4 separate regions of the Homo sapiens genome follow, and all the other regions are linked to region 2. A link is a contact called in ENCODE Hi-C or POLR2A ChIA-PET data. All regions are on one chromosome and are shown on one strand. Each heading gives the region's core, a stretch centred on a gene start or an enhancer-like site at or near the end of the contact. The rest is flanking DNA. Distances are from core to core; before and after follow the strand shown. Region 1 holds the start of ZNF280B (zinc finger protein 280B). Region 2 has its middle 37 kb from the start of VPREB1. Region 3 holds the start of LL22NC03-102D1.18 (a long non-coding RNA gene). Region 4 overlaps YPEL1 (yippee like 1).

What was found. Hi-C counts contacts between places; a loop is a spot of excess contacts on that map. ChIA-PET counts read pairs that join two places held with the same protein, here RNA polymerase II (POLR2A). Pooled maps may share reads with other maps.
Region 1: a loop to region 2 is called in a pooled map, with 8 times the contacts of the local background. The contact joins the promoter of ZNF280B here to the enhancer-like site in region 2. A Hi-C loop is called at or near these places in 4 of 37 single-sample maps with no recorded cell type and 6 of 50 pooled maps.
Region 3: a map of K562 shows a loop between it and region 2 (6-fold over the local background). The contact joins the promoter of LL22NC03-102D1.18 here to the enhancer-like site in region 2. A Hi-C loop is called at or near these places in 1 of 168 maps with a recorded cell type or tissue (K562) and 1 of 50 pooled maps.
Region 4: a map of mammary epithelial cell shows a loop between it and region 2 (7-fold over the local background). The contact joins two enhancer-like sites. A Hi-C loop is called at or near these places in 2 of 168 maps with a recorded cell type or tissue (K562 and mammary epithelial cell) and 3 of 50 pooled maps. POLR2A ChIA-PET finds 5 or more read pairs at or near these places in 1 of 52 experiments (BJ).

What each region holds. Positions count from the first base shown.
Region 1 is chr22:22,507,244-22,510,075 of GRCh38, forward strand. ZNF280B (zinc finger protein 280B) reads right to left here and starts at 1,499. Exons shown (of 4, transcript NM_080764.4): 1 at 1,416-1,499; 2 at 567-627. It also overlaps IGL.
Region 2 is chr22:22,206,570-22,209,394 of GRCh38, forward strand. It overlaps IGL. Among named protein-coding and RNA genes, the nearest start is that of VPREB1, 37 kb to the right of the region's middle. Within about 2 kb of position 1,567, at least 2 of the 41 ENCODE cell types and tissues checked have a DNase peak (open chromatin) inside an H3K27ac peak, as active enhancers do.
Region 3 is chr22:22,709,996-22,712,843 of GRCh38, forward strand. It overlaps LL22NC03-102D1.18 (a long non-coding RNA gene), which reads right to left and starts at 1,599. Exons shown (of 3, transcript XR_001755442.1): 1 at 1,471-1,599. It also overlaps IGL and IGLV3-21.
Region 4 is chr22:21,706,698-21,709,557 of GRCh38, forward strand. The region is part of intron 2 of YPEL1 (yippee like 1); the gene reads right to left. Among named protein-coding and RNA genes, the nearest start is that of YPEL1, 28 kb to the right of the region's middle. Within about 2 kb of position 1,299, at least 3 of the 41 ENCODE cell types and tissues checked have a DNase peak (open chromatin) inside an H3K27ac peak, as active enhancers do.

The DNA of each region.
Region 1 (2,832 bases), core at 249-2,748, 300 kb after region 2:
GAAACAGCCAGCTAAGCCACTCTTGGATTCCAGACCTTCAAAAACTATGAGGTAATAAATTTTTTTTTAAACTACTAAGTTTTGAGACAATTTGTTACACGGCAATAGATAACTAATACAATGGGTCTCACTGAGCTGTAATCACAAATTGCTGGGCACACAATTCACTATAATCTCACCTACTGGCATGCAATGACTTCAGATGACCTCCCCTGTCCTGCTGCATGCAGTTACCTCATGAAATACAGTCGCTGAGAAAGAGGGTAGGATAAAAGGAGTCAGCTTTATATAACTTAACATCCCTGATGCTCTTTTTTTTTTTTTCAAGAGATGTGGTAAAAGAATGCCACTACCACCCTCTCCTTTCTCAACAAAGCAATTTAGAGGGTTCCCGAATGACCTACATCAACAATTGGCCTGAACTAATCAAACACATCATTCAGATTCCCTCAGTAAAATATTGAATACCAAACAGCTATGTTTCAGCAAAGGAAAGGGCAGGGGAGCGAAACTGAAGGACGAAAATACAACTTTGGTCCTCATCAGGGAGACTTCTCTTTTCTTACCTCAGGTTTATTACAACGCAACTTTTAAGAACTTGAGCTATTCCAGGCAGAAGGTCACATCCTTGAGGTAACCAGAGAGAAGCATTAGTTACTTACATGTCACAAGAATATTTTCGATCCCACTGCCTGACATTGCCATTTAGGTGTTTATCAATCATCTCACACTTAACCAGATAAGTGAACTGAACTCCTTTCCCCCAGATCTGTTCCTCCAATCTACCCTACCTTAGCAAAGGAAAACGTCCCACCCGCCAACTGCCCAAATCAAAAGCCTGCAAATCACCCGAGGTCCTGGCTCTCACGGGAGGGACTCCATTAGGGTCCCAGGGGCTGCATTAAGAGTCCCGACAGCGACGCAGTAAATGAGACAAGACGCTGCGGTAGGGGAGAGAGACCCATACATTCAAATGCCTTAAGGGGTCTGGGCCTACAGGTCTCCAGAACTGGGGAGGGCCTGGGGTTACAAAGCAGTTTTCAGATTTTTAAATACATTGAGCGCCAAAAGAGACCCCGCGGGGGCGATGGGGGAGGGGAGCGCACTGGGAGCCAGGAAAGGCCCCTTCTCCAGGAGGCCCGGGCCCAGCCCGGGGGTGGGGGCGTCTGCGTGAGGGAGTGGAGGCTGATGTAAAAGTGGCGCCCGCTGAGATTAGGGAAGGGGGTGTGCGTGAGGGGATCGTGGGACCTGCTTCTGCCCTGCACTCCCCCACAGAAAGCGGCTGTATTGCAAAGGCCGCTCCGGCAGCGCACGGCCAAGCGCGGTGTCGCGACCCGCAGGGCTGCGGCTCGCCATGAAATCCCTCAAGTCTCCCCTCAGGGAACGCTGAAGCCGCGCCACGCCCCCGTCCTTACCAGTCCGGATCAGCTGCTGTTCGCGAGCTGCCGGCCACGCACCAGCCCCGGAGGCGCTCCCGGGGCACAGCCGGCGGCGACTACGCCTCCTCAGGCCCCCGGCGCCGCCGACGCGCACGCCTCCACACGCGCGCGTCCAGTGGAGACCTGCGATTGGCTGCCAGGTGCCGGCGCGAGATCGGCGCGGCTCCGAGCTAGGAGCATGCGCGCGCTCTGACGCCCCTGGTGGCGACGGCTGGACGCGGGGTTAAATTGAGAAGGAGGAGGGCAGCAGCAATACCCCTGAGGCCTTGAAAGGATCTTGGGTTCCGGATCACGGTTCCAGGCAGTCAGGGTTCCAGAGCTGAGGGGGTATCCAAGCAGTCAGGGTTCCAGAGCTGAGGAGCATCCAGGCAGTCAGGGTTCCAGAGCTGAGGGGCACCCAGGCAGTCAGGGTTCCAGAGCTGTCGCAGCCAGGGCTTGGGGTGGGGGGTAGGCTTCCAGTCCATCAGGGGATGGTTTGCCCACCAGAAGGCCAGCTGTTATAATTCTCAGGTGTGGTCCCTTTGTTGACTATCCATGCTTAAGGGATTGTGAGGAAACAACTGAACCTAACATCTGTCCTCTTCTAGTTACATCTGGGGCCAGTTGAATCCAGCCTGCCACCTGTTTTTGTACAGCTGGCAGCAAGCTAAGAACCGATTTCACGTTTTTTTAATGGCTAAAAAGAGAATATTTTGTGGCATGTGAAAATTATATGAAATTCAAAATTCAGTGTCCATAAATAAAGTTTTATTGGAACAACAAACATGCCCATTCCTTTCGGTATTATTTATGCCTGTTTTCCTGCTTCAACAGCAAAGTTGATTAATTGCCAGAGACCATGTATGAAAAGCTTAAAATATTTACTGTCTGGCCCTTTACAGAAAGTTTGCCCACTCAGTTTACTTGCAGCTTTGATTTTTTTTTTGAATTGACCAATTCTGCCAAAAGTCTATTTTAGCAATCTTTTTGGGGGGCGGGTAAATCGCTTTTGGTTTAATTAATCTATAATGTTATTTTCTTATCTATTTTATCTATTTCTTCCATTCTGTTATTTTCTTCCTTCGTGACTTCATAGGCTTGTTCTGTTACTTCTCATTACAACTTTTGGAGAAAAATGCCTACCTCGTTTGCTTGTAAACTTTTTTGTTTCTCTTGTATTTAATGCTATAAATTTACCTTTAAGTACCAGTTTAACTGTGTCTCACCAGTCCGCTTGGTAATATGTTCATTATCCTTCAATTAGATATGTCCTAATTTTGCTAGTTGTTAGAAATGCTTGTTCCCTGGTGCCGCAAAGAAATAGCACTTGAACATAAATTTAATTTTCTCAGCAAGGCCATTTTCACTTTCTGCAGAAAGGGTACACTCGCCAGCAGTTTTGCCACGAGAGTAC
Region 2 (2,825 bases), core at 317-2,816:
AGCAGCCTCAGTCACCACCAACAGTCACTGTCATATGAGAAAATTAGATAGAAATTGGCCTTCCAACTCTTCTGTCAGATCCATCTTTGCCCTTTTTCTGCCTGCTTGAGTGAATACTACCAAGACCAGCTCAGGTTTTTGCTGATGCTATCACACGTGCTCCTAAAACCAGAGGGCTTAATGGTATTTTCTGTTTATCTTTACGGATTCAATGAAAAGACACCTTTTCTTACTGGTCTCCCAATGAAAACATAATCACTATGTCCACAGTAACAAAGATAGCCCTCGTTGTTGTCTGCTGGGATGAGAAGAGCAGCAGAAGTTTGGCAGGTATGGCCCTCATGGGCTTCACATGTCCCTACATCTGGCCCTGGCTTTGCTGATCACCCTTTGGGCTCTGAACCCACAGAGAAGTTAGGTTTCTCTTTCTTTTGAGATTGCCTCTGGAAGAGCTGCTCTGTTCCCAGGTGCAGGGCAGCCCCTCCGCAGTAAGGACCCAGCTCTCAGAGCCATGAAGGCCTCAAGCCTCCAGGTTGACTCCACATTTCTAGTGCTTGTCTCTGGTTCTTTGGTTGGAAAGATGTTGGATGAATAGAAGTTCTCTGAGACCTAGGCTTTGTGAATCCAATCCCCATTAAATCCAGGGATCTTCTTAACGAATAAAATGAATCAGGGCCCAGTGATGGTGGGGAAATGGGACGTGAGGGTTCCTCAGGCCAGTAGTATGGGGAGAACATCCAAAAAGAAAGGAGGGGTTCCACTTTTGAGAATTGTCTTTTTATATCCATCCACATATTGACGAAAATTATAAAATTAGACTAAAATACCTTAAATATATAACATGGTCAAAAGAAAAGAGGTATTACCAGGATAATATTAAATAGCAAAAGAAGTCAGAGGCGAAACAGAGCAAGAGACACTTTTTTTCTGACAGCATCATTCTTATGGGCTATAATGCCAAGGCTTGTGCAGTAGGAGCTGAAGGAATCTCACAGGCGACCCTCACGACAATAACGACAATAACAAAATAAGTCAACCTCTAAAAGAAGCCCATGTAGAATTATCCCCAGGTATGAACCACCTGGAGGCTCAGCAGAACATTAAGCCTTAGATTGGGTTCAAGATGACCACAGACTGGTGATGACCACAGGCCCCTGGGAGAAACACACTCACACGCCTGGTGATGCTGATATCTGGTAAATCATCACTGTGCATCCTGAAACACATTCTGTGATTAGCTCTTTGCAGACCATAACTAACGTGAAAGAAATAATGTCTCAGCTGTAAACACTGCAGAGAGGACCCACTCATTCTACTCCCTTAGGTCATGAGTTGAAAGATCCATTTGCAATGGTCAGGATGTCCTTCCAGAAGAGCTGGGTCTGTGTCTGAGGGGCCACCCGACTTGGGATCGGAGCCAGCAGGGGGTGCTGTTGGACTGTTCCTGAGAGGGAAGGGCTCTGGGCCAGGCCACATAGGAAAATACTGGTTCTCATACACTTGAGCAAGCAGTGTCCTCACTGAAGTATGACTTCCTGCACCTGCACCACCGAGCAGGAGCCACTTCCTGCACCTCAGGAGCCACTGAGCACTAGACTCACACTCCAATGCTTCCTATTTTATCCTCCGCCCTCATGGAGTCCTTGTCCAAGCCTGCCCTTCAAGCAGAGACAAATCACACAGCAGGAACAAATTTGCTCAAAGGAACTTGAACTACAATGTTTCCTGGGCACAGAATGAGAAACACTTGGAATTGGGGAAGTTCCCATCCTAACAACTTAGACTCAGCAAGAAGAACCCTGGAGCTTCTCCAGCATGGCCAGAATCTCAGTCCACTTCAAAATCCTCAGTCTTTAGATCAGGAGTTCTTTTAGGGATGAGGTCAAGGTTTCTGGGTGCACATTACCACTGCCTTTCAGTCCTATCGTCTGGGCATGAGGAGCTTGTTATCTCGTTCTATCCATTATTTCTAAACCTCCTTGTAGAGGGCTGGGTTAGAGAGTGCTAACTGCCATTTATACAGTCTGGACCTTTGTATAAAATTATAAACACACACACACACACACACACACACACACAAACACACATACTTATTTTGATGTTCCAGCGAAAGAGTAAAACTAAACTCAACAGAAACAGAAACAGATTTGAATAATACAAGACAATCTCATTAATGAACATAGAAGCAAAACTTTCTCAGAATATTAGCAATTAGAGTCCATTTTATATCAATGAAGGATTATCTTGAGCATCTGGGAGGATGTGGGTTGAGACATTTGCACAGTCATTGGAAGACAGTGAACATGATTTTTGAAAAAACAGCATGTTTAGAGATATCAACCAGAGGTCAGATGCTTCAATCAGAGAAAGATCCTCTGAGTTCTCAGGGCTGCTTCCCTGAAAAGCTACGGGAGAAGGAAATGGAGTGACTGGACACAATGCCAGGGGATTCATTGACCCTTTGGCTTCCCATGGGCAGCATGCATCAGCATGGTCTTACAAGGATGAAAAAGGGCATCCCTCAAAAAAGACCGACCATTTCCCCAGAAATTAATAAAGAAATATCATGGCCGGGCGTGGTGGCTCACGCCTGTAATACCAGCACTTTGGGAGGTGGGCGGATCAGGAGGTCAGGAGATCGAGACCATCTTGGCTAACACAGTGAAATCCCATCTCTACTAAAAATACAAAAAATTAGCTGGGTGCGGTGGCAGGCGCCTGCAATCCCAGCTACTCAGGAGGCTGAGGCAGGAGAATGGTGTGAACCCAGGAGGCGGAGCTTGCAGTGAGCCTAGATAGCACCATTGCAGTCCGGCCTGGGCGAA
Region 3 (2,848 bases), core at 349-2,848, 500 kb after region 2:
TCCAGGCGGGTTCCAGGACACTCAGAAGAGCTCATCATTATGGGTCTAGGACTTCCCTGGTCCTGCTCTTCTTTCTTCCTTCCCCAGTGGCCTTAAGATTGTCACTCCCTGTCACAGGCCCTTCCTTTCCTTGTCAAGTGCACTCCCTGAATTCTCTGCTCCTGGGTCAGGAAAGCTCTGGAACTTCAGGGAAAGCAGTGCTGGGTGACCCAATGGGGACCCAGAAAGCTGGCCCAGGGCCAGATACACAGGCAGCAGGGTGGGTCCCTACAGTGCTGCCTGGTGGGCATCAGGTAGAGGGGAGTGACCAGGACCAACTCCCCTGAGTGTCTTCAGGGCCAGGTGAACTAGGGAGGGTCTGGGACCTGGTGTGGACCCATGCACTGACCCAGGAATAGGACAGGAAACTCCTCAGAGCAAGGACTGTGTTTTCCTCATGCTGAGCTCCTGAAAAGCAGTCTTGCCAGGATAGAGTGGGCCAGGGTGGATATATGTTGGGTGAATGAGCTTCTGTCTCTGTTTTATTGCAGGAGTCACTACGAAGGTACGCTGGCCCTGTATTTGTATCCAGAACCAGTCAAAGCCACCTGTGAGTCCTGCATCCCTCAGTACCAAGCCCCAGTCCCCCTTCAGGACCACCCACCACACAGAGAGACAGACGTGCAGGGAGCCTGAGGAAGAACCTGAAACCTCCTCTACTACATGGAGTGTTTGTATTTCCATCAGGAATCTTGAGCACCTTGTGCCGGGTCTTGAGGCAGGAAGGGGCCACACAGAGAAGAGGAGTTTCTTCCCTGAGGTCAGCAGTCCATGAACGAAGGGATCAGGGACTTGAGCAGCAGATTCTGAAGCAACACCTGGACCCAGGAGGCCCCTGAGCCTCCAGCAGCCCGCGTAGAGTGGCCACCAGGGGGCAGCAGAGAGTAACCTGGCAGAAGCACCTGGAGATGGGGTGGGCCTGGGCATCAGGGAGATGCCCACATGCAGGGAGGGTCGGTGACCATGACCTGAGATCTGGAGGGAAAGAGGTTCTTCTTTTCTTAGAGTATTTGTCCTTGACACCGATGTTTACATTCTTCTGGCTTCCTGGTTCTCAGATCTGACTCTTGGAGATGATCCTTATTTTTCTGACACACATTCAGGCACTTTGCCTCTTCCCATCGACCTGGCCCCCATCTCACTGTCACACATGCCATCCCATCCTGTAGTCAGACGTGTCCCACCTCCCTGCCTTTGCTCTGGGAGCCCCTGTCCTGCAGACACAGCCACTTCTCCTTCCCTGGCCACCCCTCAACGTCCACTGTCCCCGGTCTTTCCTGACTCTGTTCTGGGGAACCTGCCAATTCGTAGTTCTTGATTTCCTTATGAGACACACAATACTTACTCATTAATCTTTTGTTGACTTAAGTTTTTATCCATTGTTACATTTTCCCAGCAACAGAAGACAACTTAGTTATAATAAACACTTACTTCCTGGGTCTTGGAGTTTGCAGCCCCCTCTCATTTTCTCATGAAGCAAACATTTCCTTCACCTCCTGATCTGTCCCTGGTCCTGACAGCACCCTGGTGATACTGAGGCACAGCACCCATGACCTGACACTAGAACTCGCAGCCAAGGTAGAAACTTACCGCATCCCATGGATCTTCCAAAATTCTATGTGCCCTTGGCAACCAAGAATTGCATTCTCCTCTAGCACAGAGGAGCTGTGCCCTGGAATGGGGCCTGTACCTGTCCAAGGCTTGTGCCGTCCCCTGTGGGAGATGAGAAGCGTCCCTGCATTGGGCTCTTGGGGACCCGTCTTGGACATGAGTGAGAATGAAGAGGGTCCCTGCATTGGGCTCTGGCATGTGACTTTAAATGGATTTAGGCCTGTACCAGACATCTCATGTCTGACATAAAATATTTACAATCAGGACATTACTAGAGAAGCAGAAAAAAGCTAACCACCTCCCTTCTGAGCCAGGATGGAATGAAGGAGGGGACTGTGGACCCCAGATAATTCCCCTGTCACCACTGTGACTCTAACAACCTCTTAAATCACGGCCAACATCTATCCCATAGGAAGGTCTTTATATCCCCTAGAAAATACAGAGGAAGTCAGCTCTGAGCTTTTCCACGACCAACCCAGCCAAGGAGCAAGGCTGGGCACAACCTGGGTAAAGATGTGAGCCCAGACCATGGGACCAGTGGGTGAAGGAAAATCGCATGGGCTGAGGGGGTGGGTAAGCAGGGGCCAGCCCTCCTCTCTCTGTTTCCTTTGGGGCTGAGTCCTTCTCTGGAAACCACAGATCTCCTCCAGCAGCAGCCTCTGACTCTGCTGATTTGCATCATGGGCCGCTCTCTCCAGCAAGGGGATAAGAGAGGCCTGGGAGGAACCTGCTCAGTCTGGGCCTAAGGAAGCAGCACTGGTGGTGCCTCAGCCATGGCCTGGACCGTTCTCCTCCTCGGCCTCCTCTCTCACTGCACAGGTGATCCCCCCAGGGTCTCACCAACCTGCCCAGCCCAAGGGTTCTGGGTCCAGCGTGTCCTTGATTCTGAGCTCAGGAGGGCCCTTCCTGTGGTGGGCAGGATGCTCATGACCCTGCTGCAGGGTGGGAGGCTGGTGGGGCTGAACTCCCCCCAAACTGTGCTCAAAGGCTTGTGAGAGCCTGAGGGACTGCACCTGCCAGGAGAGAGTAGTGAGTTTTCAGTTCAAAGTCTCCATACAACAGGAAAGTCATGGGCCACTGGGGCTGGGGCTGATTGCAGGGGATACCCTGAGGGTTCACAGACTCTCTGGAGCTTGTCTGGGACAGCAGGGCAAGGGATTTCATAAGAAGCATCTTTCACCTGCAAGCCAACCTCTCT
Region 4 (2,860 bases), core at 49-2,548, 500 kb before region 2:
TAGCAGGGCATGGTGGCTGTGAGCCTGTACTCCCAGCTACTTGGGAGGCTGAGGCAGGAGAATCGCTTGAGCACGAGAGGTGGAGGTTGCAGTGAGCTGAGATTATGCCATTGTACTCCAGCCTGGGTGACAGGAGAAGCCCTGTCTAAAAATAAATAAATAAATAAATAAAAATAAAAATAGTCATAAAAGTCATAAAATACTAAGTGAGGAAAAGTTAGCTGTAAAGTGAGTGTCATTTGAGCCCTTTATTTAAAGTGAAAAATGTGTTTCTATTAAAACAAAATAAAGACAACAGATGCCAAACTACTAACAGTGACATCTCCAAGGAATGGAGCCGGACAAGGCAGGAGGAAGAAGCAAGTCTCCTCGTTTACACATACACATTATTTTAATGTGATTATGTGCAATATTATATAATTTAAAAAAAATTAAAAGGACCTGGCACAGTGCCTCATGCCTATAATCCCAGCACTTTCGGAGGCCAAAGTGGGAGGATCACTTGAGGCCAGGAGTTCGAGACCAGCCTGGACAACATGGTGAAACCCCCTCTACTAAAAATACAAAAAATTAGCCTGGTGTGGTGGCGCACACCTGTAGTCCCAGCTACTCAGAAGGCTGAGACAGAAGACTTGCTTGAACCCGGGAGACAGAGGTTGCAGTGAGTGGAGATGGCACCACTGCACTCTAGCCTGGGCGACAAAGCAAGGCTCCATCTCAAACAACAACAACAGCAACAACAAAAAACAAGAGCCCCCAGTTGTCCCTGGTAGACTTCTCACCTGAGCATGAACTAAACCTGTGTTTTAAGCTGTTGAGATCTGGGGAGGCTCTTTTTCCTCAGCATTCAGGCTTAAAAATGAGTATTCCCTTAAGTGGCATTCTGGGATTAGGAATATTATTCTATGTTCAGTTTAACTAATAATCATCTTATAGACTTTTCCCACATCCTCATCAGTCTTCAATATTCTGGACTGAATTTCCTAATTCTCACCTACTCTGAAAGTCCTTATTTTTAAATAGGGTTTGGCTCAGAGACAAGAGCAGCTCTGTGATTCAGATTCAGAGCTGTCTTATCAGAGTTGGCGCCAGCAAACTCCTCCTGTAAATTAGGGCCAGGAGATAAGTAGTTTAGGCTTTGGAGGACATATGGTCCCTGTTCTAATTACTCTGTAAACAGATGAGCACAGCTGTGATCTATTAAAACTTTGCATAAACAGGTGGTGTGGCAGATTTGGACCACAGATCAGAGTTTGCTAACTAAATGGAGCCTTCTAGTAACCAGAGCTGCCTACAGCAGCAACAGGCTCCCTCGAGCCAGGGGATTCCTTGTTAGTGACAAATACAAACTTAGAGGCTGTGAAGACAGTGCCTCTCGCCTCGCAGGTACTGGATTCTGTTCTGCGTGGCAGGTGTTCTCGATGGTCTCAATGAATCCTCATCAGAATCACCACGGAAGGGAGAAAAGCTCACTCTAGTCGTCATCTTGCCACCTCGCCCGGCCCATCACCCATGGAGGCACGAGGTCTGATCCTTCCTGGTGGCCTGTGTGCTCAGAGAGCTTAGTTCTCAGCACTTTTTTTCATCCTGAAATGCTCATTTGGCACCAAATGACTTCTGAGCAGGCTTCTGCCTTTTTTTTTTTTTTTTTTTTTTGAGACAGAGTCTTACTCTGTCACCCAGGCTGGAGTGCAGTGGTGTGATCTCAGCTCACTGCAACCTCTGCCTCCCAGGTTGAAGCAATTCTCATGTCTCAGTCTCCCAAATAGCTGGGATTACAGGTGTGTGCCACCATGCCCAGCTAATTTTTTTGTACTTTATTAATAGAGACAGTGTTTTACCATGTTGGCCATGCTGGTCTTGAACTCCTGACCTCAAGTGATCCACCCATCTTGGCCTTCCAAAGTTCTGGGATTACAGGTGTAAGCCACCAAGCCCAGCCAGGCTTCTATTCTTGATACAATTTTTTTTTTTTTTTTTTTTTTTAAGACAGAGTTTCGCTCTTGTTGCCCAGGCTGGAGTGCAATGGCGCGATCTCGACTCACTGCAACCTCCGCCTCCCAGGTTCAAACGATTCTCCTGCCTCAGCCTCCCAAGTAGCTGGGATTACAGGCATGTGCCACCACACCCGGCTAATTTTGTATTTTTTTTAGTAGAGACGGGGTTTCTCCATGTTGGTCAGGCTGGTCTGGTCTCAAACTCCTGACCTCAAGTGATCCGCCCACCTCGGTCTCCCAAAGTGCTGGGATTACAGGGGTGAGCCACCACGCCCAGCTGATACAATTTTTAAAACAGCTCATTGATGACCTCCAGGCTGTTCAACAGAAGCATCTCAAATTCCTTTTGACCATGTAGCAAGGAACACACCTGGCATGCTTCCGAAACAAAACCATGCATGGGGCCGGACATTGACCACCTCTCAGTGCTCAGGTCACCTGCTTAGGTCATGGCCAACACACAGGTGTCACGGGGCTCCACAAGGCCACAAGCTTCACTGCCCCTACCCAGGGGCCCAGAGCAGCTCCGCCTCTCATTACCTCATGTCATTTTACACACTAAGCCTACCTCAGAAAACACCGAGGAAATGGGGTGCCTGGCTCCTTCCACTTCTCACCTCACACTTCCCAGTGCACACAGGAGCCCCAGAGGCAATGAGAGAGCAGAAACTCTGCCTCGTTCAACAGTTTCTATCTCAGATGATGAACAGAAATGAGGAGCCTCTCACTATTACCTACTGAAAATACAAGCAGGTAAATGTTCTTCTCTTGAGTTAAACAGGAAACCTAAGAGATTCCTGGCTGGGCGTGGTGACTCACACCTATAATCCCAGCACTTTGGGAGGCCAAGGCAGGAGGATCGC